Regions from separate parts of the Homo sapiens genome. Here region 2 is linked to region 1. The links are chromatin loops, found by intact Hi-C in ENCODE. Cell type or tissue: gastrocnemius medialis. All regions are shown on one strand. Each heading gives the region's core, and the rest is flanking DNA. Links, peaks and the distances in the headings are about the cores only. Region 1 overlaps CTIF (cap binding complex dependent translation initiation factor). Region 2 overlaps CTIF (cap binding complex dependent translation initiation factor).

Region 1 (12,467 bases), core at 1,461-9,460:
CAGGGGACGGATCTCTGCCTGCAGCAGGGCCTAGGATGGAGCCTCTATCACCCTCTATTCCAATGCCCTTTCAGCCTTTCCAGCTCATCTTCTGGCTGCGGCACCCTGAAGCCAAACCCTTAGACTTCCAGTGGGCCTGCAGTAAGCTCCAGACTCTGAAACAGTGGGTAGATGGCCTGGGTGGGCAGGGAAACCCCAGCTGAGGGTAATGGGGAGTTGGCGGAGGCTCTGATGGTCTTACCAGGGCTCCAGATTTTTCCTACTTGGCAACCTAAGGAACATCACAGGCATCCCCTGAACCATAGTTGCTTTATAAGTCACAAACGAACAATCAAAACCACCTAACTTAGCCTGTGAACTTCTGCTCATTCATATTTAAGTTTTCAGAGGCTCAGCCTGAAGGAAGTTGGAAGTGTGCTGTCATTAGCAAGGAGAGAAGGTGTGGCAGGCACCTCTCCGCTCTGAGGCCAAGGTAGCACCTTCCAAGGATGCTCAGGAGTGCATGAAGCCTGTCCTGCCTCCAGCAATACACAGACTCAGAATATATGCAGCAGGGCCTGCTGAGGTTGAGGGGAGCCAGCAATAAGCTCATGGCAGGTATCATCTCTGTGCATTTAAAATTTAAGGTCAGAACTTGGGAACCCTTTGGTATTTGCCAGCCAGAAGGATCTGCAGCTCAGAGGGCCATGAAACGGTGAAACGGCATGGTGGTGTGGGCGGGCAGGCTCCTGTACTTACCATTGTGGTCAACAGAGAGGGTTCTATAACAGCACGCAGGGCAAGAATGAGCATGATAGCACCAATAAGGACATCAGCATTTCTTGAATGTAGTGAAGTATTCAGCATGGGCCAAAAGTACTTTATGGGGACTATCTTCCTTGCAAGAGACCCAGAACGGAGACACTGTGATTAGTCTCCACCTCCAACCCCAGCCTTTTTCCTGGAGAAAGGGCAGGGGACAATCCCAGCAAGACTCTTTCTCACCCCTGCCCCTATACGAGTGGAGCAGATTCCAGATTCAATAGTGGTGCATGGAGTGATCAATGGATAGGATGCCGCCACCTTTGACCTGAAGACTTTAGACCTCTCTGCGTGGGAGGACTGCCCACCCGACGGGGGCCTGAGAGCTTTAACAGAGCAGAAAATCTCCTCTCTGCCGATCAGCTCATGGGTGTTGGAAAGGCCTGGCGAACTGTAAAGCAGTGTTGCTGGAGGAGTCTGAGCAGATGGTTCTATTGGCCCAGGGTGTGGCCGGGGCCTCACACTGATAGGCATGCCCTCCGTATGTCCAGCATGTGACCGGATCTGAAAGGACACAGACTCCTCAGAACCAGTGTTCTAGCCAGGGGGGTCAACAGCCAACCTTTACATTTTTCCTCTTAAAGGTTTTTTTTTTTCTTGTTCATAAAAATGCCAAAATCTCATTTTGGGGAGATAAAAAGAAAATACAGAAACAGCAAAAGGAGAAAAGTTAGTCCTAATACCACCTCTGAAAGATGTCTTTGGATATTTGTAGTTTACAGTCCTATTTCTATGTATTTTCATGTAGTTGAGATTTCAGGGTCTATTAAAAATTGTGTTTTCTTTCCTACATATCATGGTGTCATGAGCAATCCCGGGTTATTACAGCCCTTCGTAAACAATTCCTGAGGGCTGAATAAGCTAGCAAGCCATGTCTGTAGCTGAGTGTGGGCACGTCTTAGTGCCCACCAGACTGTCCCCCTCATGCCAGCACCTTCCTGCTCAGCTGGCCTCTGCACTGCCCATGTCCACAGGCACCTGGCTGTGCTCACAGGATCCAGAGGATTAGAAGGAGATCTCCTCTAGCGACAGGGTGGGTACCATGTGCTGGAGTTAGGAGGCGAAAGGGTGACCCCTGTGTCTTGCGTAGATGGACAAGGCCCCCAGTGTGATGTGATGAGCCCTAACAGAGGGTGCCGTGACCCAGCCTTACCTGGCCTGTCACGGGGCTTCCCTGAGCCAGCCCAGTGACCTCAAAGCTTTCCTACCTGTGACACCCTCCAAGTGGCCAATCCACTTTGAGGGTGTGAGGTGAGAAGGGACAACTCACCTAGCTGCCAACCAATGTGTCTAATAATCTCCATGCCTCTGATTCCTCACTGTCAATTGGAGAGACTAATAGCATGCACCCCATGGGGTTGAGAGCACTAAAAGCAATCAAACCTGAGTGTGTGCAGAGTCTGCCCCCAACCCCCGAGGCATGCAATAGATGCGCCCCATCATTGCTTGCTTCTAGGGAGCTCCCAGGGTGGGGAGCTGGGGCTGACACAGGAAGTAACAAGAGTGACTTGGCGCTGGGGAGACTGAGGCCTCAAGAGTTCAGGAACTTCCTGAAGGTCATGTGGCGGTGGCGATGAGCTCCGAAGCCTGTGTCTGTATGTGCTTCATTTGTGTGTCACTCCCCATGGGCACCTTTGTAACTGTTGTGTTTTTAATTTTCTGTCAGTTGGAGCAAGCAGATGTGGCTCTGGGCAGGATTTCCTATGCTGTCCTTGTCACTTCATACTCTGTCTTCTCCTTGCCACTCTGGGGATGTCCTTGAGCAGAGCCCATCTCTCATTCGCCTTGGTATCCCAAGGTCTAGCACAGTGCCTGGCAGACACTGAGGAAGTGACAGGCGTTTGTTGCGCTTTGAGTCAAGGACAGAGCCAGAGCAAAGGCTACTGGGTGAGCTGAAGGGATATTTCTTCTGAGCTCTGATATCTCGGTGTCCCCAGCTCTGTTCTTGGCTTGTCACTATAAATCAGACTGGAATGCTGGGGTTTTTCCTGGCAGTCTCTCCATCCCCTCTCCTGAATAGTGCTGGATGAGATAGACAAATTCTTCATTATCTTTTGCAGCCAAACCAGTTCTTCCCTTTCCCTGCAATATTCCCAGCCAGCCCTGAGTAGCCTCCTGCTACATCAATCCCAGTGCAGCCTGTCTCATACTGGTGACATTTTACATTGGCATGTCCCTGGTGAGAATGTTAAGCTTGTTGAAATCTGAGAGGCGCCTCCTTGCTCTCTCAGCCACGTAGACACTGTGTTTCCTTAGGCCACTGCTCTCCTACGTGTTGGGTAGACACATTTCCAATTTGGATGATGGTCCTTTCAGGCTTTGGTCTGGCCTGCGGAGAAGGGTATCTCAGCTCAGCTGAACTGAGATCTGCCCTCACCACTAAGGTGTTAGGCCCGTTCTTTATCTAGCTATAGGAAAAGTAAAAAGAGCTTTTGTAGAAGCAAAGAGGACCTGATCGTGTTAATCTGTGTTAATTTCAAGGGTCCAGCCCGGCGATTCCAGGCTCCCAAAAGAAAAATGTGTTTTCCCCCACCTTGATCTACTGCTCTGTGAGGTAGATGTACTGACCGCATGTTTAGACACTGAGAATCAATTTAGCAGCCTTCTGATCTCTATATATTCTGTGCGTGCACAACAGGAATAATGATTTTTAACACTGGGTTTGGCAAGGGCGTTGCCAGACTTTCTCATAGGCGATCTGATGGGAAAGCTGTCCCCCCGAGGGTCCTTCCTGTAGGGAGAGTTATATGAGTCTGAGAAAACATCTGGCCAGCCTCATCTGTAAACATGGCACAATATTATTGAATGACAGCCTGGGGACCAGCCTGTGGGGAGTGGAAATGCAGTCTCAGGACAGCTATAAACTAATGGTCTTTCTTTGCTTACTGACACATTGAAGCAGGGTTCTGAGATGGCATTGAGACAAGGGCCCCCATCACCCACCCTCACTGGCTTCTTGGACCAAGACTGCATATACTGATATGTTCAACTCACTGTCTTGTATGCTCTAAAACACTTTTGTTTTGAAGCAAGAAAATGGAAGACAAGCTTAGGGATGGCAGTTTCCTGGAGGCAGCCTGAGGGATGAGAAATAAAAGACATTGGCACAAATCTCAGGAAGCAAGAATTTTAGTCCAGGCTCTGGGATTTGGGGTGTGTCATATCATAGCTCTGTGGGTATGTTTCCTCACCTATAATATGAAGAATTGGCTTGCTCGTTTCACTGATGCTAGGAGGCATGTTCATTTCACATCTTAATGTTTCTTAAATCAGGCTGCATCTTACTATCGCTGGCATAGCACCCTTGCTGTTGCCAGATGACAGGCAGGACATAGTCGTCATGGCCTGAGCCTGTGTGAACATGGGCCTACTGTTCATAGTGTCACATCCTCCATTAAAAGAGGTTTGTTGTTGATTAGCCATGTATTGAGTATGAATGTCGTTAAAGGTGTCTACAAAAGGGTCTCATCATGATTTATTAGCAGAAGGGCCAGAAGACAGAGCAGTGGGGCACCAATTTAATATTAGAGAAGCAAATATTGTTGGAGGAAAGACTGCAATCTCATAAAACAGTAAGAATTGTCAGTCTCATGCATGCTAAACAATGCCACGAAAGGTGGAAGAAATTGCCAGAAGTTGACTCAGAAGAGATGAAACAGTCTCAGAGCCAGGTGAGGCCTGCGTGAGCAATTTGTCTACATGTAAGACTATCATGAAGGCATTATGGCATAGCTTAATTGACAGCATATTTTCTCTGTGGTTCATAAAATAATGGTGAGCCTTACAGTTGATGACTTTGCTTTCTAAGATCTCTTCTAGTTCTAATGTCTAATAGTTGTGTTTTCATTTTTCTGTCAAGTGGAGCAAGCAGATCAAAAATAACGTTTTTGGTGTTTCTCTCCTATGTTGGTGCTGCTTCTCTGGGCCCCTGTAGCACTTGACCCTTGATGTCATAACTGTGTGATCGCTTCTCTGCCCTTCGTTTTGTGTCCGTAACATTCAATACCAAGCTTGAGTTAGTGTTTTTTAAATGGACATATGGGTGGATGGATGGGTGGGTGAACGAATGGATGAATGGGTGGATGAATGGATGGATGGATGGATGAATGGATGGATGGATGGATGGATGGATGGATGGATGGATAAGAATGGGTGGATGGATGGGTGGATGGCTAGACAGGTGGGTGGGTGAATGGACAGTTAGATGAGTGGATGGATGGATGGATGAATGGGTAGATGAATGGATGGGTGGATGAATGAATGGGTAGATGAATAGATGGGTGGATGGATGGATAGATGGATGTATGGATGGATAAGAATGGGTGGATGGATGGATGGATGGATGGCTAGATGGGTGGGTGGGTGAATGGATGGATGAATGGATGGCTAGATAGTGGATGGATGGATGGATGGATGGATGGTTGGATGGATAGATGGGTGGGTGGATAGGTGGGTGGATGGACAGATGGATGAATGGGTGGGTGGGTAGATTGATGGATGGATGAATGGATGGATGGATGCAGGGCAGGTGGGTGGACCGATGGGTGGGTGGATGGATGGGTAGATGGATGGTTGGATGGATACATGAATGGGTGGATTGGGATGGACGGCTAGATAGGTGGGTAGATGGATGGATGGATGGATGGATGGATATGTGAATGAGTGGATTGATGGATGGATGGCTAGATGGGTGGATGAATGGATGGATAGGTGAGTGAATGGATGGCTAGATGGGTGGGTGGGTGGGTGGGTGGGTGGATGGATGGATGGATGGATGGATGGATAGATGGATGAATGTGTGGATGGATGGATGGATAAATGGGGGGGTGGATGGCTGGCTGGGTGGATAGATGGATGAATGGGTGGGTGGGTGGATGGATGGAAGGATGGATGGATGGATGGATGGATGAATGGATGAATGGTGGGTAGGTGGGTGGATTGCTGGGTGGATGGATGGATGAATAGATATAGATGGGTGGCTGGCTTGCTGGCTGGCTGGAGCTGCACCATGAGATGCATCCTCATCTTTGGTGAGGCAACAGATACCCTTCCAGGAAGCTTCAAACAAGTTCTCCAGATTCAGTGGGAGCCTAGACTCAGTGAAATTTTTTTTTTTTTTTTTTTGAGATGGAGTCTCACTGTTGCCCAGGCTGGAGAGCAGAGGCGCAATCTTGGCTCACTGCAACCTCCGCCTCCCAGATTCAAGCAATTCTCCTGCCTCAGCCTCTCGAGTAGCTGGGACTACAGGCACATGCCGCCATGCCTGGCTAATTTTTGTATTTTAGTAGAGATGGGGTTTCACCATGTTGCCCATGAGCTGAACTCCTGAGCTCAGGCAATCTGCCCACCTCGGCCTCCCAAAGTGTTGGGATTACAGGTGTGAACCACCACACCCCGCTGACTCCGTGATTTTTTTTTTAAGGGTTTTTTTTTTTTTTTTTTTTTTTTTTGAGACGGGTCTCGCTCTGTTCCCCAGGGCTGGAGTGCAGTGGTGTGATCTTGGCTCACTGCAAGCTCTGCCTTCTGGATTCAGGCCATTCTCCTGCCTCAGCCTCCCGATTAGCTGGGACTACAGGCGCCTGCCACCATGCCTGCCTAATTTTTTGTATATTTTTAGTAGAGACGGGGTTTCACAGTGTTAGCCAGGATGGTCTCGATCTCCTGACCTTGTGATCTGCCCACCTCGGCCTCCCAAAGTGCTGGGATTACAGGCGTGAGCCCCTGCGCCCGGCGTTTTAAGGCTTGTCATTGATGTTCTTTTATTCATTTGGTCCTAGATGATTCTAACAACTATGGTTTTTTTGGAGAGGCCTCCAAGCTACTAAGCCAGAGATTCCAACCCAAGTCAATAATCATGGGGCCAATCCATGTACATTACTTTTTTAACAGCTTTATTCAGATTCGATTTATATATTTTATAATTTACACATTTAAAATATACAATTAAATGGTTTTCAGTCTAATTATAGATATGTGTGACCTTTACCACCTTCATCACCTCTAAAAGAAACCCTTTAGCTATCACCCCCTTGTCTCCCTGCCTCCTTCCTGCCTCAGTTGTAAGCAAACACCATTCTACTTTTTGTCTCTCTAGATGTGTCTATTCTGGACATTTCATATTAATGAAATCTTATGTGATCTTCTGTGACTGGCTTCTTTCATTTAGCTTTGTATTTTCAAGGTTCATCCATGTGGTAGCGTGGATCAGTACTTTATTCCTTCTAATGGCTGAGTAATATTCCATTGCATGCATAGTTCATATTTTGTTATCCAGTCATCAGTTGATGGATGTTTGTGTAGATTTTACCTTTTGGCTATTATTAATAATGGTACTAAAAACATTTGTGTGCAAGTTTTTATGTAGACATGTGTTTTCATTTTTCTCAGGTATATACCTGGAGTGGAATTGTTGGGTCATAAGGTTTATGTTTAATGGTTCAAGAAATTGCAAACCATTCCATATGGTTTTCCACAGCAGCTGCACCATCTGACATTCCCATGAGCAGTGTTTGAGGACTCCAGTTGCTCCACATCCTCTCCAACACTTGACTCGATACTTTGTAAGGTCTTTTTACTTCTAAGCTTCTAGGATTCTGGGTGAAATCCAGTGACAGTTGAGGCTATGGGAGGCTCCTTTCTGGCCTTATATCCCCTCCTTCTCCATGTCTCAGTGTAGTTTGCAGATGGCTGTGGGGGATTTCTCAGTTAATTATCTGCCAGTTAACCACTCAGCCTGCTCCCTGCGGTTGTATCTGGCTACAGACTTCTCCTGCTGTGTGTGTGAAGAGGTTATCTGCTGCTACCATGCTCTAGTGGGTGAAATTAACCACAGAAATAATGGGAAGTAGAGACCAAAGACTCTGATGGACTAATTAGAACAGCCATCAGGAGCTGCCCCCTGTGGGCTCTCTGCTGCAAGGCATCTGGCTGCACCTGGGAGTCCTTCCTCACTGCAGCTGTCCCAGACTAGCCTGTGGGAGGAGCTCTTAGGTCACAGAGGCCCACCATGGGCCTCTCGGAGGGAGCCCACAGTCCTCCCTTCCGGCTTCTGTTGATTGCCCACTTCATACCAGGTCCTGGAAATACAATGATGGGAAAAACGAAAAGGTCCCTGTTCTCAAGCACGCACACTAGAGTGGGTTCCTGATGGAATTAACTGGAACTTAGATTTTTCTGGCTGCCTGTTTTCCCAATTACTTGATCATGTTCCAGAGAGAAGTAACTGGGGAAACCAACCCTAGGAAACCATACCTGAACCTTCTATGTGGCCTTGGCCAAGAGGTCTTGTCTCTGGCTTGGCAATCTGTTGTGGGAGGCCTCTGTAATCGGGCTTTATGTTCTACAAGGTAGTGGATATGGCTTGCAAATATGTGTGGCCTGCAGAGCTTGGCTTTCTCATACCCTCTAACCAGAAGAAGCCTTTGCAGCTCAAAAGGACTGCACCTGTCTCATCCGTCCCTTTCCCCCTTCCTCAGAGCTCCTACCCTATCTCAGCTCAACCTGGGGGCAACGTTCAGTGACTCATTGGTTCATGCCACAAGGAGTGGGAATCTGAGATATTGCTAGTCCAGGGCAAATGCTCAGGATTGGAGTCAGATGCCTGGGTCATCATCCTGCCCTGTCACTGGGCCACTGGCATACTGTTCCAGGGTCCCCATATGGGAGGGTAACAGGGGGTGGTGATGCATGCTCTGCCTAACTGCAGCCGCAGGGTTATTAAGAGCTGACTGGCAGGAAGGACAATGCTGAGCTGTGCAGACTCCAGGGGCATGAGGCCCAGTGCCACCCTCCAGACCTCCCTAAATGACTTCGGACTCCCTGGAGAGTACATAACTTCTGGCACCCTGGACAGGACCCAAAGGCTTGATCTGGAGCAGTTTCCAATGCCCACTCCAGGAGGGACGACAGGGTCTAGCAGCTTATGGGGGATGTTGGGCAAGGGCTGGCACATTGAGGGAGTGGAGCTCTGGGACCCTCACTCTCTTTGGTCAGAGTATCCATGTCTTGGAGCCATTCTGTCCAGGTTTCAGTTCTGAGCCAGCCTCTTCCTAGCCAGGTGACCTTGAGCAACCCTTCGTGTCCTCAGTTTCCTAATTTGTACAAGGGGGACAAAAATAATGCCTACATTATAGGATGATCTTGAGGATTAAATTAATATATGACAAGCATTTAGCACAGGGGCCGGCACATACTAAATTCTCAATAAACACAGGTATTTATTATCTTTTATATATTTGGGGGGAGTCGTTTATAATTTCATTTGAAAAACAAGTATGATATTAGAGGAAAATAGTTTGGAAACCAACAATCTGTGGGGAATACAATATTGATGATTTGCTTTCCTGCTTTAGGAAAGGTCAAAGGGCAGCTGCCTTTGAGCAGGAGTTTCCCTCCCTCGGGTCCTCCAAGCAAAGGCAGAGGCAGCTGTGCTGTGTTGTCTCTGGGCCTGGAGGCCACTCCAGGAATCAGGGGCCCTGGGCTTTTGCTGCCGATTTCTTTGCCTCCCTGTGGTTCGTAGAGAATTCAGGGAGAGCTGTAAGAGCGCTGGGCACCGGATCAAGTCTGAGATTCCTGTGGTTGCTGTCCAGCATGCTTCAGGCATTGTGTGGGATACATGAGGGCTCCCTGGCAGAAGAGGGGCCTGCCCTCTGACACCCAAGCTGTGTCTGCTGGGTCCACTTGTAATGTGCCACCCATCTGTGCCCATCAGCAGCCGTCTGCTAATACCAAGGTGGGCAGAGCATTTGTTACCTGCTGCTGACCATTTTCTACTTTCTGGGAATCCATCATGAAACTGTCAAAAAGAGGAACTGAATGTCTATGGTGAGGTCAGCTCAGGCTCCCAGGGTCCAAGGAAAGGAGCAGACAGGTCCTCAGCCTCCAGGAGCTCATAGTTTAGCTGGGGAAGGAGGCAGCCACTCAGCTCACATTAAGGCTGAGCTGGAGGGTGGTGGGGGCATTACAGGAGCAGTGGGACATCCCTGGGCTGTCCTTTCCTCCCTTGAGACACTGAGCAGGAGCACCCTGTCCCTAGGAGGAGCTTGGGTATGCACAGCCGAGTTTCTGCTGAGTGACACCATCTTCTATAATAGCTGTGGCTATCTTCAGCCAGGTTATGGTTGAGTACTGCTGGTCTGGAGCCTTTTTTTCTTTCTGCTTGCAATGACCTTGCATATTTCTGTTTTGGACCTGGACTATCATGTATTATTTCACAGTGTAACTCCCAAGGGCAATCCTTCGTCCTGATTTATTTCCAAGTTCTGAGGGGGAGCCCTCATTTTTGTAGGCATAGACCACTTCCAGTTAGTTGCTCTTTCGCAGGGGACTTTCGAACTCGGATGCCTTACAGGGGCCAGGCAGGTAACATGTGTGAGTGAGGGAGCCAGGTGAGAGTGAGGCTGTGAGCAGCGGGGAGGCATTAGAGAGTGTATGGGTCTGCAGAGAACTGGGGTTGATTGCCTGGTCTGAAGGGGACAGCACTTCTTAGCTCTAGCTGATGGTTACAGCGCAAGAAGGTGGGCCAGTGTTGCTCGATCATCCAGTTTTTTCAAGAAAAGTCAGAAATTGTGGCTTTTTATGTGAAATATTTTGATTTATAAACGTTAGCTCAAATATTTTTAAAATATCTAACTGGCTAACCAGAACACACCATGGTCCAGACGTGGCCCCAGCACAGGCGGTAGCAATCTCTGCTTTGTGACTGTGCTCCTTGCAGGACAAGGCGGTCATCGAAAGTGGTGGGGGGGTGGGGGCAGGCAGAAGCCCAAGGGCCCAGTGAGTGGCTGCTATGAGCATTCTGAGGGGTCTCTGTGACCTGGGCCGGTCAGGGTGGCATCTAAGAGGTGGGCTTGAGCTGTTCTTGAGGATGAGTAGAGAGAAAGGGTTGCTGTTCTCGAACGTGAGCCAGTTCTGCCTTGCAACCATAGCACAAGACCACCTGGACAGGCCTGCAAGGCCACAGCCTGCTGAGATCTAGCCTGTGCACAGCCTGTTCTGGGCTGTGGACACTCCCACCAGGCTCTGGAAACAGCTCGGTACTCTCTCTGCTCCAGCTGGTCTGTAGTTCAGGGAGCTGTTGCCAAGAGGGAGAAAGCTGACTGGGGACCCTGGAAACCCCAAGACAGATGCCAGAGAGAACGTTGCCTGAGAAGGAAGGCCTGGAGCGCTGCTGCCACCACACTTGGATGCCCTTTCTAGCCTTACCCCAGGTGCTTGTGGACACATTGCTGGGTTCAGAGCAGGGCACTATTGGTTTCCCTTCCTAGCATGCTCCAAGTTAATTTTCATTCTTGGCCAATAAACCCAGAAGCTTTTGACAGCTGGTGGTGGGGCTCACCCATCTACCTTCAGAGTCCACAGAAGAGAGAATGGATCTCTGTGAGTTCCTGCAGGTTGGCAAAACAGGTCAACCCAGGGATTGGAATACAGGAGAGAGCCAGACTGAGGCCCAAGGAGGACTCAGGGTGTTCAGAGTTGGGAGGCATTAGGGAGTGGTGAGATCTGCAGAGATCTGGGGTTCAGAGATAGCAGTCGTCATTGATATCCAGAGTAGTCAAGGAGGGCTTCAGGGAGGAGGTGTGCCCAGAGGTGGGCCTTGAGGGAAAAGGGGAGATTTGGAGAGGCAGAGGTAGGAGAGAATGCAGAAGACAGAGTGAGGTATAGCAGTTGTGAAGTCGAGTGACAATTGCAACTGATAATTGAGTGCTTGATGTATGCCTAGCGGTGTTGAGCACTTTTCTCATTCATTCTTTCACATGATTCTCACAGCACCTCATGAGGTGGCACTTTCACCATCAGCCTACTTTAAACATGAGGAAGCAGGCCCAGAGTCCGCCCAACAGCACGCAGAGAAAAGGTGATTTAGCCAGCACTGGAACCCAGACTCGGGACCCATAAGCATGATGTCACCCTATTTTACGAGTGGGGGCAGTGAGGAAGCCACCTGACTCCAGCCAGGGATATGGCTGTCCAGCTGTCTGGTGGCCCTGCACAGTTTTGGTTTGTTTCAGCTATGACTTCCCTGTCCCTGGTGCCTCTAGGGTGTATACAGCAGATGCTCAGTATGTCTTAGTTGGGAAGAGTTGTCTCGAGGAGGCTCTTGAATGTCATGGGAAGAGGTTTGGAGTCCTGGTTCTGGGACTGGGTGACCTTGAGGGTGTGGGGGGCTGGAGCAAGTCAACTCCCAGCATCCATTGGCTTTAACATTCTAGGAGCTGGGAGTGGGGCTGGAGGAAAGCCCGGGCCCATTGGCAGTGGGCGGAAGAGCTGAGGAGGCCCACTCTGAGGGAAGGACGGTGCTGGAGAGGGCGTGGGCGGGCTGGGGGAGCCACAGGCCCGTCTACCCATTCTGGGCCTGCAATGGAAGCAGGTGTAGGATGGAGCAGGGCCCTCAAGGATTACGCAGTCTTATCAATACCAGGCAAAAACCTATAAAAAAAATTCAAGAGCAGGGCAAGAGTTGGGTAGCAGCCCAGAGGCGGAGGAGAAGGTGTCACCAGGCAGCCTGGGTTTGGTGCCAAGGGAGCAGGTGGGTGGTCAGTGCTGGAGCCCAGTGGAGGCTTCTATGGGCTTTGGGGGCAGACCTGGAAACAGGGGCACCCAGGGATAAAGCAGGACCTGCACGTCACAGAGCCCACCTGGATGCCCACCTGGATGCCCACCTGGAT
Region 2 (12,467 bases), core at 2,458-10,457, 54 kb before region 1:
CAGATATTGTCCTCTAATTTCATTTCTGTTTTGGGCTCCATTGCCCTTGTTTTAAGGTTATGTTGTTTGCAGCTCAGGTCATGAAGGAGGAGGCAGGAGATGGGTGGTTAGGTTGGAGAGAGAATCCTGAGCCCAGATAGAGAACAGGAGGTACAAACATGCAGGCAAATTGCAGTTTCTGAGAATTCTCCACACGTGGTGGCATTTCTGCATAACTTACCTGATAACACAGCCCCATTTGATGTCCTTGGCTTGGCAGGGGGAGGGGGCGTCTACCTCTGGGCCTCACTGCTGACTCACCGGCACCCTGAGCTCAGCTGCTTCCTTTCAGGTTTGGGTTTTCTTTTGCCCCTGCCTCCCGCTGTGTGCGGTTTAATTTAGAACCTTGCTATAATGGTGGCCTTCTCCCTGTGTTAGCACCGTGCTCTCAGCATGCCTCTGACTTTGGAATTAAGGCCAGAGCTGTGGTTCACAACGGGGTGAGAACAGACACATCCTTGGATCTCCGGCACCCAGAGCTGGGGAGGACTTTGAAGATGATCTGATCTTCACGTGAAGACCTGAAGCCTAGGGAAGTGGAATGACTTGCCTAAGGTCATGGTGAGCCCTTAGCAGAGTGGGTAAAAAATCCTGGAATTTGAGATTTCATCCAATCTTCTTTCTATGTACCGTAATGCTTTCTGGAAAAAAGTTAGGTTCTTCCCAAAGAGTGAGAACTCTTTATCTTCTTCTCTCCTGTCTTCTGGTTCTGGGAAGGGCTCTGAAATTCATTTGACTTCTCTTTCCTTCACAACTGGCCCTTCCTGCCTTATCTTCATCTTTGGCATTCATGAGCAAATGAAGGTCTGTATTTGGGAAATATAGGGTGTCTTGGTGTCCTACAGTGCTCTTAAGCTTGGTCTGTGGCTTTCTGGCCCTGAGGCAGGGTCCTCAGGAACCTTTTGGAAGTGTTTGCAAAGCTGGGATGCGTGTGTACTTTTCTAGGAAGAGAATCTACAGATTTCATTTGATTCTCAACTGACTCAAGTAAGGACAAAACTACTGGTAGGGAGAAGGACAGAAAGGTTGGATAGTGGTTGGTTGACACTGGGGCTACTTTAATACGCTGCACTTGATTTGGCTTTACAGTTTGCAAACTATTTCACACAAATTATCCCATCTGCCTTTTATAATAGGTGGTTATCGTTATCAGCCTGTGAGGCAGTTGTTGTTATACCCATTTTGCAGAGCAGGAAGCTGAGCCTTCATGGTTAGTGGCATGCCCAAGTCACGAGTAAGCAGTAGAGCAGGGATATGAACCCTGACTTCAGACTTCAGGTCCAGTGCTCAGGGCTGAGGTGGCTTGCTGTCTGACATCATTATGATGAACAGAAAGCCTTGAACTTCCCAGAGCTTCTTAATGCCTACTGTTCACTCATATTCGGCCACAGAGCCAGACCCAAATGCTCACTTACCCAAGGGGTAGGGGAGATAAAGTATGGGAGGCAGTTACCATAGCAACGATCTGTAGAGTGGAGCCAGTTTGGGATGGTTTCATGGATGAGGTGAATTTGGGAGTAGGCCTGGGTAATGGTGGAGGAGGTTTTAGGCTGGGGCAATGGCCCAAAAATGGTTAGGGGGCAACTAGGTGCTTGGGGTGGGTAGAACAGACCTAAGAGGTTTACTTGATCATCCTGCAGTCGGTGCGAGCTTCACAGTAGTTGTCGGGCTGCTTTTCTATGCCTGTCTTTGTGCTAGGCCCTGGGGCTATGACAGTGAACAGGTACAGCCCCCTGCCTTCAAGCAGCCAGCTTTCTAGTGGGAGAGACAGATGCATAAACAGTTCCATTCAACGTCATGTGGGAAGTCTAGGTAGAGAGAAGCCCAAGGCCCTTACAGCGGCACAGACAAGGGGCAGCCACCTGCTCCGGCCTCAGATGTCAGGGAGGGCTTCCTAAAGGAGACGGCTCAGGAGCTGAATCTTAATGGATGAAAAGGAACTGGCCAGGAAAGGAGATGGGAGACGGGCATTCAGGGAGAAGGCATGGCGTGCGCAGGGTGTGGAGGCATGAGGCTGCCTGGGTGTAGGAAGGAACCGCAAGCAGTGAGGTCAAATGCAAAGGCGGAGATGCAGACAGCGCTCAGAGTGGAGGAGCTTTGTAAGCCTGGTTTCAGACCTTGGCTTTTAGCCTGCAGGTAAGGCATAGAGGAAGGACTTTAATCAGAGAGGTGTACAGCCTTGCTTGGATCGGAAGGGAACAGGACTGGGAGCCAGGCGGCCATGGGACTGGTGAGGCAGTAACAGGCTCTCCACGGCATCCAGGTCATAGGGGGTGAGACCTGGAACAAGGGCCATGCATCTAAGGATGGACCAAAGGTCATACATTAAAATTAGTTGGGAGTAAAGTCCGCAGTGATTACTTAGACTTGGGGGATAAGGGAATCATCTCAGTGGCTCCCAGGTTTGTGGCCTCACTGACTAGATGGACGGCAGCTCTTAACTCAGGTGCGAACTTCTGGTTGCTGGAGCAGGGTCTGCTGGGGTTGGGGTGGGAGGGAAGATCATGGTGAGTTCAGTGCTCCGGTATTGAATTGGAATTGCTGGTAGGATAGTGGGGTGGTGCTGCCCTACAGACAATGCACTGTGCAAGCTAGAGGCTGCAGAAGTGTGTGCCCAAGCTGAGCCCTGGGAGCGGGGAAGCATTGGCCACTGAGCGTAACCACGGTGAGGGCTGCTGTAGACAATGAGAGCAGACCTCTTCCTCCCATTGTCAGATAATCCTTTGTCATGCCGGCCGCTGTCGTCAGGGAAGCCAGGCGGGGATGCTGTGTCATGCTGGAGGCCCAGCTGGCAGAATCCAGCGACAGCCAAGAGCGTGTTTCAGCTGGAAGCATTAGAGTGAGTTAGGGGAGAGGCATTTCGCTTTTTAACATCCACAGTGAGCAGAGCCCTGTCCCAGCCCCTTGGAGTGTACAGAGTGGGGAAGCCCTGGAACCTGCTTCCAGGAGCAGGTAGTTTTGTTGGGGAGAGAAGATATGAACATATGAAGCCACTAAAAAGCTGTAACAACCCCAGGGAAGAGTGGAATGCAACTTAAATAGAGTGTTGCAGATCCCTCTCTTCCTGCCATACTTCATTTTTATAGAGCTGATGTGTTTTAGGCAAACGTCCAGTCTTTGCATGTTTGAATTCTCAGAACCGACAATAGTGCCTGGCACATTGTAAGTGTGTGTTCAGTCTATGTTTGTGGATCTGCAGGGATGTACCCAGAGTTAGTCGTCTGGGGTGGGAGGTCAGTCAGGGAAGGTTTCCATAAGCACGTCCAAAAGGGGCATCCCAAGACTGATTTAGAATACTTTTAGTACCACAGTGGAGTAAAAATCTTGAAAACCTTCCAATGACAGAGCACCTAGAAAGGCTGTGTAAGCTGTAGCTAGCGTCCTTTCAAAGAAGAGCTAAGCTCATGGAATGTAAGGGAAATCCCCAGGGATCTCAGGCAGTGTGGACGGTGAGCTCCAGCTGAGGCTCGTCTAGGCCTGGGGGTTGGGAGAGGTGTTGAGGGGTGCTTCCTGGCCTCAAAGCCCAAGGGTTTGAGTCGTGACTGCATCTCCTCCGAGACTAGAGATGATACCAGGAATCAAGAGCCCTGCCTAAAACAGGACCTGGTAAAAGTTTGCATGCTGGGAGAAAGGATGGACTAGACAGCAGCCCGTCCGCATGGGGGATGGAAAGTGGGTGTGCTGCTTTTTGTCTTGACCTGGATGTGAGGTGGAGAAAAATCTTCCCTAGAAATGTGAGACCTCAGGCCTGTTAGAGCTTTGAATGTCCACTACACATGTGGTCCAGGAGGCCCTCAAGAGAGAAATTAGCATGTAAAGACTTGGGGGCCAGTGTCTTCCTGACTGTGAGCTCTAGGGCATCAGGGGCCTGGGGAGAGTCTGGGGCTCTTTGCCCTTTGCTGACTTAAATCTCCACCTTGGGAGATGCTTTGCGATCAGGGCAGGGTAAGTGAGGGAGGAGAGAGAAGAGAAAGGGCAGAGGTGCCCCTCGGTAGGAACCTTTTAAAAGGGCCTTGGAGACAGCTGCACAACTCGGGGAGGCATGTGCAGGATGGCAGAGAAGGACAGTTCCATCCAAGCCTTCATCTCTTAGGAAAAAACTTCAGATGAGCCCCGTCTAGGAAGCCCAGAACATTCTCCCTACTGCATACTCAGGTCAGGTTCTTACAGATAAGGTTTCTTTCCAGGGTCCCCTTAAGGGTGCCCTGTGCAGATTGCAGTTGCTACTGGTCCTCTAGACTGGGCACTACATTGTCTTCCCATGCTCAGAGTCTTTAGTTCCTACAGTTTCAAACTCAGGAGACATCTTAGAGGTCATCTGGTCAACCCTCCACCTGGTGTGGGAATCCTGACTGCAGCAGCGCTTGGTTCCAATGTGCTTGCTGCTTGTGGCCGGGAGTTTATTGCCTTGGAGGCAGCGCCTTCCCTTATGTTATAGCTGGAAAGGCCTTGTACTGAGCTCTGGCCACCCTCCTCGCTGGCCATTTTCACCCATGGCCCCTGCAGCTGTTGTGAGAGATGGTTTCTAGACCTTTCACCATCCTGCTTGCTTCTGCTGGAAGGGCCTCCATTTGTCAAGCTGAGATTCTGTGAGAATCCAGCCAACTTCTGTCCTAACTTACTTCACACAGAGGCAGCTTTTGAAGATAGATGTGAGGGTAGCTGAGCCGGCTGCATAGGCGCAGTCTGTGATGGGGGAGTTCTGAGAAGCTTTGGCTCGGTGCTTTTCGGATGATCATGAGAGAGGCAGCAGCACCTGCTGCAAGTTCCTTCCTCCGACGCCCAGAATACATTTCAGCTTATAAGTAAGTAACTTGGGAATCCCATGCAGGGAGCTGTGTGGAATTTATTGAGTGCAGGGAGTTTATTGAGTGCCTGTTAAATGCCAGGCACAATGCTGGGCGCTCTCTGTGTGCCTCGCTAAATGAAAGTAACCTCTCTGAGGGAGACAGAGAGGCAGAGATATGGTAATGCCTAACTGTAGTTATGACAATTGAGCCCTGAAGGGATTCAGAAAGAATGTGTGTGGTTCCATCCAGAGTGGGTGGAGCTGACACATTCCCCATGCTGTTCCCTTATAGGGCCTTCCCCTGGGGTAGGCAGTATCATGATCTCACCAGTAGCTGGGAACACACAGGCCTGTCCCACACTCTTGGGGCATTTGCTGAGATACTTACACGTTTGAACCATGAGATCAAGAAAGTGACCTGCTAGAGAATTCACATCTTGGCATGTCACCAAACAGGCTGGTGTTTACAAGCAAAGTATTTTTTACAGCATGCGGTTTATCTGTCTCCGGTATCTACCTACAGTACCCTGGGCACTCTCAGGAAGCAAAATGTCTTTCTGTTCCTCCATCTCCTTGATGCTTGGCATCTGTGTGGGTCACATATTCAGCAGATTGGGTAATAAAGAGCATGCGTTGCCTTTGCAGCAAGGTTGCATCAGATGGCTGGACGTGCCTGGATGTGCTCTGCCACTGGCATGAAGGACCCTGTGCAGACAAGGCCAATAGTGAAGGTCAGGGATTCCGAGAAAGCACCCAGTTTCTCCTCTTCTCCCTCTAAAAATGGTTTCTTCTGCCCACATTCTATTGATTTGCCTTAATCCTTTTAGCTGTTAACCTTTGCCTCAGTTTAGTGGACACACATGGTATCTGCAGTGGGTCTGGCTCTAGGAGTGAGGTGAGATGAATTGAGGTAAGCCTGGCAGGGTCCCTGCTGCCCATCTGCCCATCTTGCTGGGGAAGACAGAATAGCCTTGCGCTAGTGTAAGGTGGTAAGTATGGGGTCAGGAGAATGAAAAGGGTGCCAAGGCAGCCAGAAGTCGGATGACTGTGAATTTTTTTTTTTTCCAATGGATAATCATGCTGGGACACAGATATAAACTGAGGTTGTCCTGGGTAGGTGAGGGCTTATGGACACATGGGCCAGGGAGGGCGTATGCATGTGGGTCATACCTGACACTATTATCAGACACTGTTATCAGTCATTTATACTGCAGGGTGCACATAGGGGTGATGGGGGAGGTGCTCGTGCACAAGAGGAATTGGCAGCTGTTTCCTTCCTTTGCTTAGAGGACGTAGGGGAAAGCATTATCTGTGGGGACTGAACTCAGAATTCAGATGGGGCTCAGTTTACAGCCACAGGGTTCTATCTTATATCTCACCATGATCTCAGTTTGGGGATTGGGGTGGAAGTATGGACAGATGAAAACCATCGGGCTTGTGGGATGTTATTGGCTACAGGTAAAAGAACAGTGTACTAACGATGGCTTTAAAAACAAGGTGTTTCAACTCAGCCAGAAGTCTAAAGGTAGGAGCTCTAGGGTTGGTTCATTCAGGGAGTCAGCGATCATTTCAAGGACTCTGTCTAACCTAGGCTGCCATCTTCAGCACATTGGCCTTTGTTCTCAGGCCAGTCCCCTTATGGTCATAGCATGGCTGCCACTGCTCCGGGCATCATGTTCTCACATAACTGCGTCCAAAGGCAGGCAGGAAGGTTAGATTCTCCTTGTCTGTCTTAATTTGTCAGGAAGGGAAGCCTTTCCCAGAATTCCCCTGCTGAAGATTCTATCAAGGCTCCTTGAAGAGAAACGGGTCAGTACCCATGCCTCCGCTCCAGTGGAGGAGGAGAAAGCAAGTCCCTGGTGCTTTCGCCTCATCTAGAGCAAGAGGCAAGCTGTGTTTGCAAGGAAGTGGGGAAGGGAGCAATGGTTGGCTAAGCAAAGAGGAACATTTACTTCACCAAGTTTCAAGATGTTTTTATTTATTGGGGGGGAGTTAGTGAATTAGCTTTACTTTTTTTTATATCTCAATATTGTTGAGGTTTTTGTTTGTTTGTTTGTTTTTTTAAAATCTCACCCCCTAGTTCTGGCAACCACCAACCTGGTTTATATCACTATAGGTTTGCCATTTCTGGTAATTATTACTTCTTAAGCCACAGGTAATGCTGGTGCATAGGATCCCAGGTGTTCCATGGATGCCTTTTTTGTGGTCCCAGGACATGGGTTCTGTGGTCTGTTCTCCCAGCAGCTCCTCCACTTTCCCGACACTGGGGCCAGGTGGAGAACCCCAGTAGGCAGAATTGTCCAGAGGGAGGGAGCATATGTCACTGGTGGCCTAGGCAGCAGGACTGGAAAGGCCTGAGGGCCTGAGGCTCCAGTGGGTTGGTAGAGGATGGCAGTCACCTTTGCAGGCAGCTGTGGGTTGGGGAGAGGAATTGGTGCTCAGCTGTGGCCTGCACATTCTGCAGAATGAGTTCTGTTGTCCCTGCTGATTGGGAAGCCTGGCCCCAGGGAATGCAGGGTGTGGGAAGATGGTGGTGGATGCCACCTTCCCCTCCCCAAACCACTATCCCCTCTATACATACACATGCAAACAGCCCAGGCCGTGGGGCTGACCATGCAAGCTAAGAGACAAATCTGTCCCCTCTGGGCTCCTCTCCACTCTGCTCAGGGTGTCACTGTGTCCTCCTCCCCCTCTTCCCACAGCACAGTCTGTGGGTTGCTAGAGCACTTAGCACTTCCCATCACTCCCTGCCTCCTCATCATTCCTTGGATACTTGCCTATCTGTCCCCTGGGATCATGAGCACCTTGCTACTGTCCTGGGAGTCATCAGGGCATTTCCTATAGGGCTAGGGTGGTGCCGGCCACAGGGTCCATGCTTCATGGAAAAAAAAGTATTTTTAAGGCAAGATACATATTTCTAGAAAGGGACTTGTTCATTTGGTTATCTGTCCAGATTCCAAACCAGTTCCGTGTGGCACTGCACAGTGCCCTGGACGAGAACTTACGGATCTCTACATGTTTTCCTCCCTAAGAGGAAGAAAGGTAATCAACTATCCTGTTCTGGGCTGAATTGTGTCCTCTCAAAATTCATATGCTGAAGTCCTAACTCCAGCGCCTCAGAACTGGATTGGTGGCCAGGCCTTTAAAGAGGTAATTAAGGTAAAATGAGATCATGAGAGTGGGCCCTAATCTAGTATGACTGGTGTCCTTAAAAGAAGAAGAGGACACAGATAAGACACAGATGGGGTCAACAGTGTGAGGATGCAACGAGAAGGCAGCCATCTGCAAGTCAAGACGGAGGCCTTGGAAGAAGCCAGCCCTGCCAACACCTTGATCTTGGACTTCCAGTCTCCAGAATAAATACATTTCTGCTGATGAAGCCACCCAGTCTATGGTGGCCTGCTATGGCAGCCCTAGCAAATGAATATGGAAGGATTCTCCCCTGCAGCTTGTGGAGGGAGTGTGGCCCTGCTCACACCTTGGTTTTGGACTTCTAGCCCCCAGAATTATGAGATCATACATTTCTGTTGCTTTCAGCCACCTGATTTGTGGTCCTCTGTTATGGCAGCCATGGATACTAATACACATGCATTGTGTGTTATGCTTGTGTTTAGGACTTCACCCCCTAAGTGTATTTCATCTTTCAGCTCTGAGTGTAGTTGTTATTCTTCTCTTTTGCAGATACACCTGAAAAGTTAGCATTCCTCCTGAGGTCACACAGGGAAGCCAGGCTAGAAACCCAGGCCTGTGTGGACTCTGGCCTGCAAGCTGTTGCATTTGGGCAGTGGGGAGATGTCTGTAAACGCAGGGATTGAACAGGTGGTCTTTCTCCTGAAACCTGGGTGATCCAATAATAACTTTCTTTTTCTTTTTTTTTTTTGGAGACGGAGTCTTACTCTGTCACCCAGGCTGGAGTGTAGTGGCGCGATGTCGGCTCACTGCAAGCTCCGCCTCCTGGGTTCACGCCATTCTCCTGCCTCAGCCTCCCGAGTAGCTGGGACTACAGGCGCCCGCCACCACGCCCAGCTAATTATTTTTTTTGTATTTTTAGTAGAGACGGGGTTTCACTGTGTCAGCCAGGATGGTCTCTATCTCCTGACCTCGTGATCCGCCCGCCTAGGCCTCCCAAAGTGCTGGGATTACAGGCGTGAGCCACCGTGCCTGGCCTAATAATAACTTTCAAAGCCTAACAGTTGCTAAGTATTGTGGTGTCATAGTAAGCACTTTGCATGTGCTGTCTTCATTAGCCATTACAGCTTCTGTTTCATAGATGAGAAAATGAGGGCACTTCTTCCAACGGGGACATTTAAGCAAGAAAAGCCAGTGACTTGGCCAAAGTTGCATACCAGGCTTGCCAGTGAGAAGACAAACTGAGGACGGGTTCTCTGAACTGTGCCCTCTTGGCTCTCTAGAAAGAACTGTGTGGAAATTTCTGGATTCCTGTGTCTTAGTCCATTTGGGCTGCTATAGCAAAATACCATAGACTGAGTAGCTTATGAACAGGAGAAACTTATTTCTTGGGCTAGGAAGTTCAAGATCAAGGTGCCAGCAGATTCAGTGTCTGGTGAAGGCTCAATTTTTCATAGATTGCACCGTCTCACTGCTTCTTTTCATGATGGAATGGGTGAGGACGTTCTCTGGGGTGTCCTTTATGAGGGCACTAACCTCATTCATGAGGCTCTGCCCTCATGACCTAATTGCCTCCTGAAGGCCCCACCTCCTAATACCATCGAGTCAGTGGTTAGATTTCTAACTTGTGAATTTTGGGGGGATACATTCAGACAGTAGCGGAGGTTGAGTGTTTTACCCCAGGCCACACAGCTAAGAAGTGGCATAACCAGTTTTGCTCAAGCTTTGCCTGTCACACACAGGGATTGGCAGGTTCCCCTGTAGTCCCCTGATGTTCTGAAAAGGTCACTGGTCTTAGATTGGCCACCTGTGATCTGGCTGCTCTCAGGGAAGTCACTTCACATCTGGGTGCTTTGTCCTCGGTGACCTCAGGGCTTGGACGATATAATACTAAAGTCTCTGATCCTCTCATTCTGAGGTTCCCAGTGCCCATCCTTCTATAATACAGGGATTAGGAGGGAGAATCCCTGAGATGTTTTTGACATTTGCCTACACCTGAGGGAACAGTTGCACATCTTCCTGATACGGCCAGTTGGAAGTGTGGTTTGGCCATTCATTCCTTCCCTACAAAATTACCTCTTTGCACAAGGTAGAAATGATCCCCACCTTGTGCCAGGTTTGTTCTAGGCTTTTGATGGTGTGGGCTTTGAGTGACGTCCACAAAAGCGTGTGGGGAGAGGGTTGCTGGTGAAGTGATGTCACTGTGATTTCCTCCTCTAGGTGAAACAAAAACGTGGTTGCCTGCAGCCTCATTCGCACCAGAGAGAAGCCAGCCACGGGCGTGGCAAGCCTTGGAGGCCCAAGTTGAGCCAAAGACCTCTGTGTCTTTCCCTCCATCCTGTTTCCGTTTGCCTTTAGGCCCAGGTGGCTGGCAGATGACGGTGAGGAGCGGGTGATGGGGTAATTCCCGGAATGCAGACTGTAACCAGGGCAGTCAGAACAAGGATTGTTAACCTGCAGCCGCCCAGCTCCTGGCTCATCCCACGAGGCGTTCGTGATTTTACTCACCTCATTAGAAAAGTTTACTTAATGTATCTGTCGTAGATTTTAGAACTGGAAAAGAGGTTGAGTGACTTTCTTTTTCTTTTTCTTTTTCCTTTTTTTTTTTTTTGAGACAAGTCTCGCTCTGCCGCCCAGGCTGGAGTGCAGTGGCGTGATCTCAGCTCACTGCAAGCTCCGCCTCCCGGGTTCATGCTATTCTCCTGCCTCAGCCTCCCGAGTAGCTGGGGCTACAGGTGCCCGCCACCATGCCCGGCTAATTTTTTGTATTTTTTTTTTTAGTAGAGACAGGGTTTCCCTGTGTTAGCCAGGATGGTCTTAATCTCCTGACCTCGTAATCTGCCTGCCTCGGCCTCCCAAAGTGCTGGGATTACAGGCATGAGCCACAAAGTTCCTGATTCTCTGCGGCCCACTCATGACCTCAGAGCTCCAGACTCCCAAGCTCCCTGACACCAGTATTTGGGTGGATGGGAAGAGGCCTGCAGATTGCAGTGGGTGAAGAGGCTGTGCACACCCAGCTGCTGTGGTGGAGTGGCTGTCCGCCAGTGTGACCAGCTAAGTTGTCTTCTCATTTCTTGCTGTTGTTGGTGCCACCAGGGGTCCTTACCCCTGGCATTGTTGTGAGGTGCCTAGGGAGCTGGCAGGGCTAGTGCACTTCTTCCAATGGGAACATTTAAGCAAGAGAAACCAGTGACTTGGCCAAGTTCGCATACCAGGCTTGCCAGTGAGAAGACAAACTGAGGACTGGTTCTCTGAACTGTGCCCTCTTGCCTCTCTAGAATGAACTGTGTGGAAATTTCTGGGTTCCTGTGTCTCCCTCAGGAACTGGCTCCAGGCTGCCCCTGTACCCAGCGGCCCTTGTCTGTCTCCTCCCAGGCCGAGGCAGGCACTGCGATGGAGGCACCCTCTTCACTGTGTTTGCCAGTGCACTGCAGTGGAGAGGTTATGCCTTTGTAGGGTTGTGGGGATAGGGCTGAAAGCCCCCTGAAGGCAGGATCCACGATGGAGGAGCATTATCGTACTCTGGTGGGCTGGGAACATGGCCCCTTTCCCAAGTTCTCCTCTCTGTCAGCCTAACACCAGCTTTTCGGAGAGAAAGAATCTTCCAGGTTTCCTGAGATTTGCCTGAGGTCCCTGAGGCTCTCCTTCCCACTTCAATCTAGAAGATGGGAGAGGCTCTAAATGACTTAATCACAGATCTGAAAGCCCAGAAGGACCTGAGAGAGGCTTGGCCTCCTGCAGGCATCTGCCTTGTAGCCTCCCGGGAATTGGAAGCTTACAGCTTTGCAGCCCAGGCCATTACTTGGCAGCCCGGGCCTAAAGACATTATCTTAGACCAAGGTGTGCCTCCCAGTAGCCCTGGCTGTGATCTGAGAGGCACACAGAACGCATATCCCATTCTCCTTCCAGGGTGACCAAGTATTCAGAGTGCCAAATCTTCTTTTGGAGGTAAGCTCTCTTCCCTTAAGGTTTCTCTGGATAAGGTGTCCAAACCTCTCCTGGCTTCCCTTCTCTGTACATCTCTTTTATCAATGCTTCTCCTAAAATGGGGACACGGAATGGAATACGGTGTTCGAGGTGTGACCTGAGTGGTGCAGGAATCATGCTGCTGTCACCTCCCTCCATCTGGACACTATATTTCTGTTAATGTAGCCCATGACTGTGTAATTTTTCTTCATGGGCAGCTTCTAGATATGGGGATTCCCATTCCTTCACAGCTCCTGCCAAAATAATCTGTGGCAAAGATCTGTTTCCCCAGCCTGGACTGTTCACAGCCCTGATGAGTAGCCCAGGCCACCTCATCTGAGTCCCCTTTGAGTGGCCCAGGGAGCTAAGGTCAAGGGTGTTCAGAAGCTGGTGAGATTATTGAGGCCTGACCCACTTTGCAGAGGAAGGCTGGAGCTTTCTGCCCAAAGTGACTGTGATGGGGATTGGGGTGGATGGGCTTCCAGGCCTGGAGAAGGTGGGGATGTTTCATGCAGGCTCCTACCCCTGAAAATCTGGCCACCCA

The links. Peaks named below come from ENCODE experiments on the same cell type or tissue, not always from the same donor. Only the 100,000 strongest peaks of a DNase experiment are listed, where the experiment ranks them.
Region 2: a loop joins it to region 1, with 2.6 times the contacts of the local background. A loop is called at or near these places in 32 of 110 quality-filtered maps.

Annotation. Positions count from the first base shown.
Region 1 is chr18:48,597,944-48,610,410 of GRCh38, forward strand. All of the region lies in intron 1 of CTIF (cap binding complex dependent translation initiation factor), which reads left to right. Among named protein-coding and RNA genes, the nearest start is that of CTIF, 65 kb to the left of the region's middle. In gastrocnemius medialis, for the core only: no CTCF peak of the experiment used is centred there; no DNase peak of the experiment used is centred there; H3K27ac peaks cover 553 bases.
Region 2 is chr18:48,543,107-48,555,573 of GRCh38, forward strand. The region is part of intron 1 of CTIF (cap binding complex dependent translation initiation factor); the gene reads left to right. Among named protein-coding and RNA genes, the nearest start is that of CTIF, 10 kb to the left of the region's middle. RefSeq lists enhancers at 1-221, 222-996, 1,515-2,080, 6,788-7,289. In gastrocnemius medialis, for the core only: no CTCF peak of the experiment used is centred there; DNase peaks (open chromatin) are centred at 2,805, 5,485 and 6,655; H3K27ac peaks cover 3,419 bases.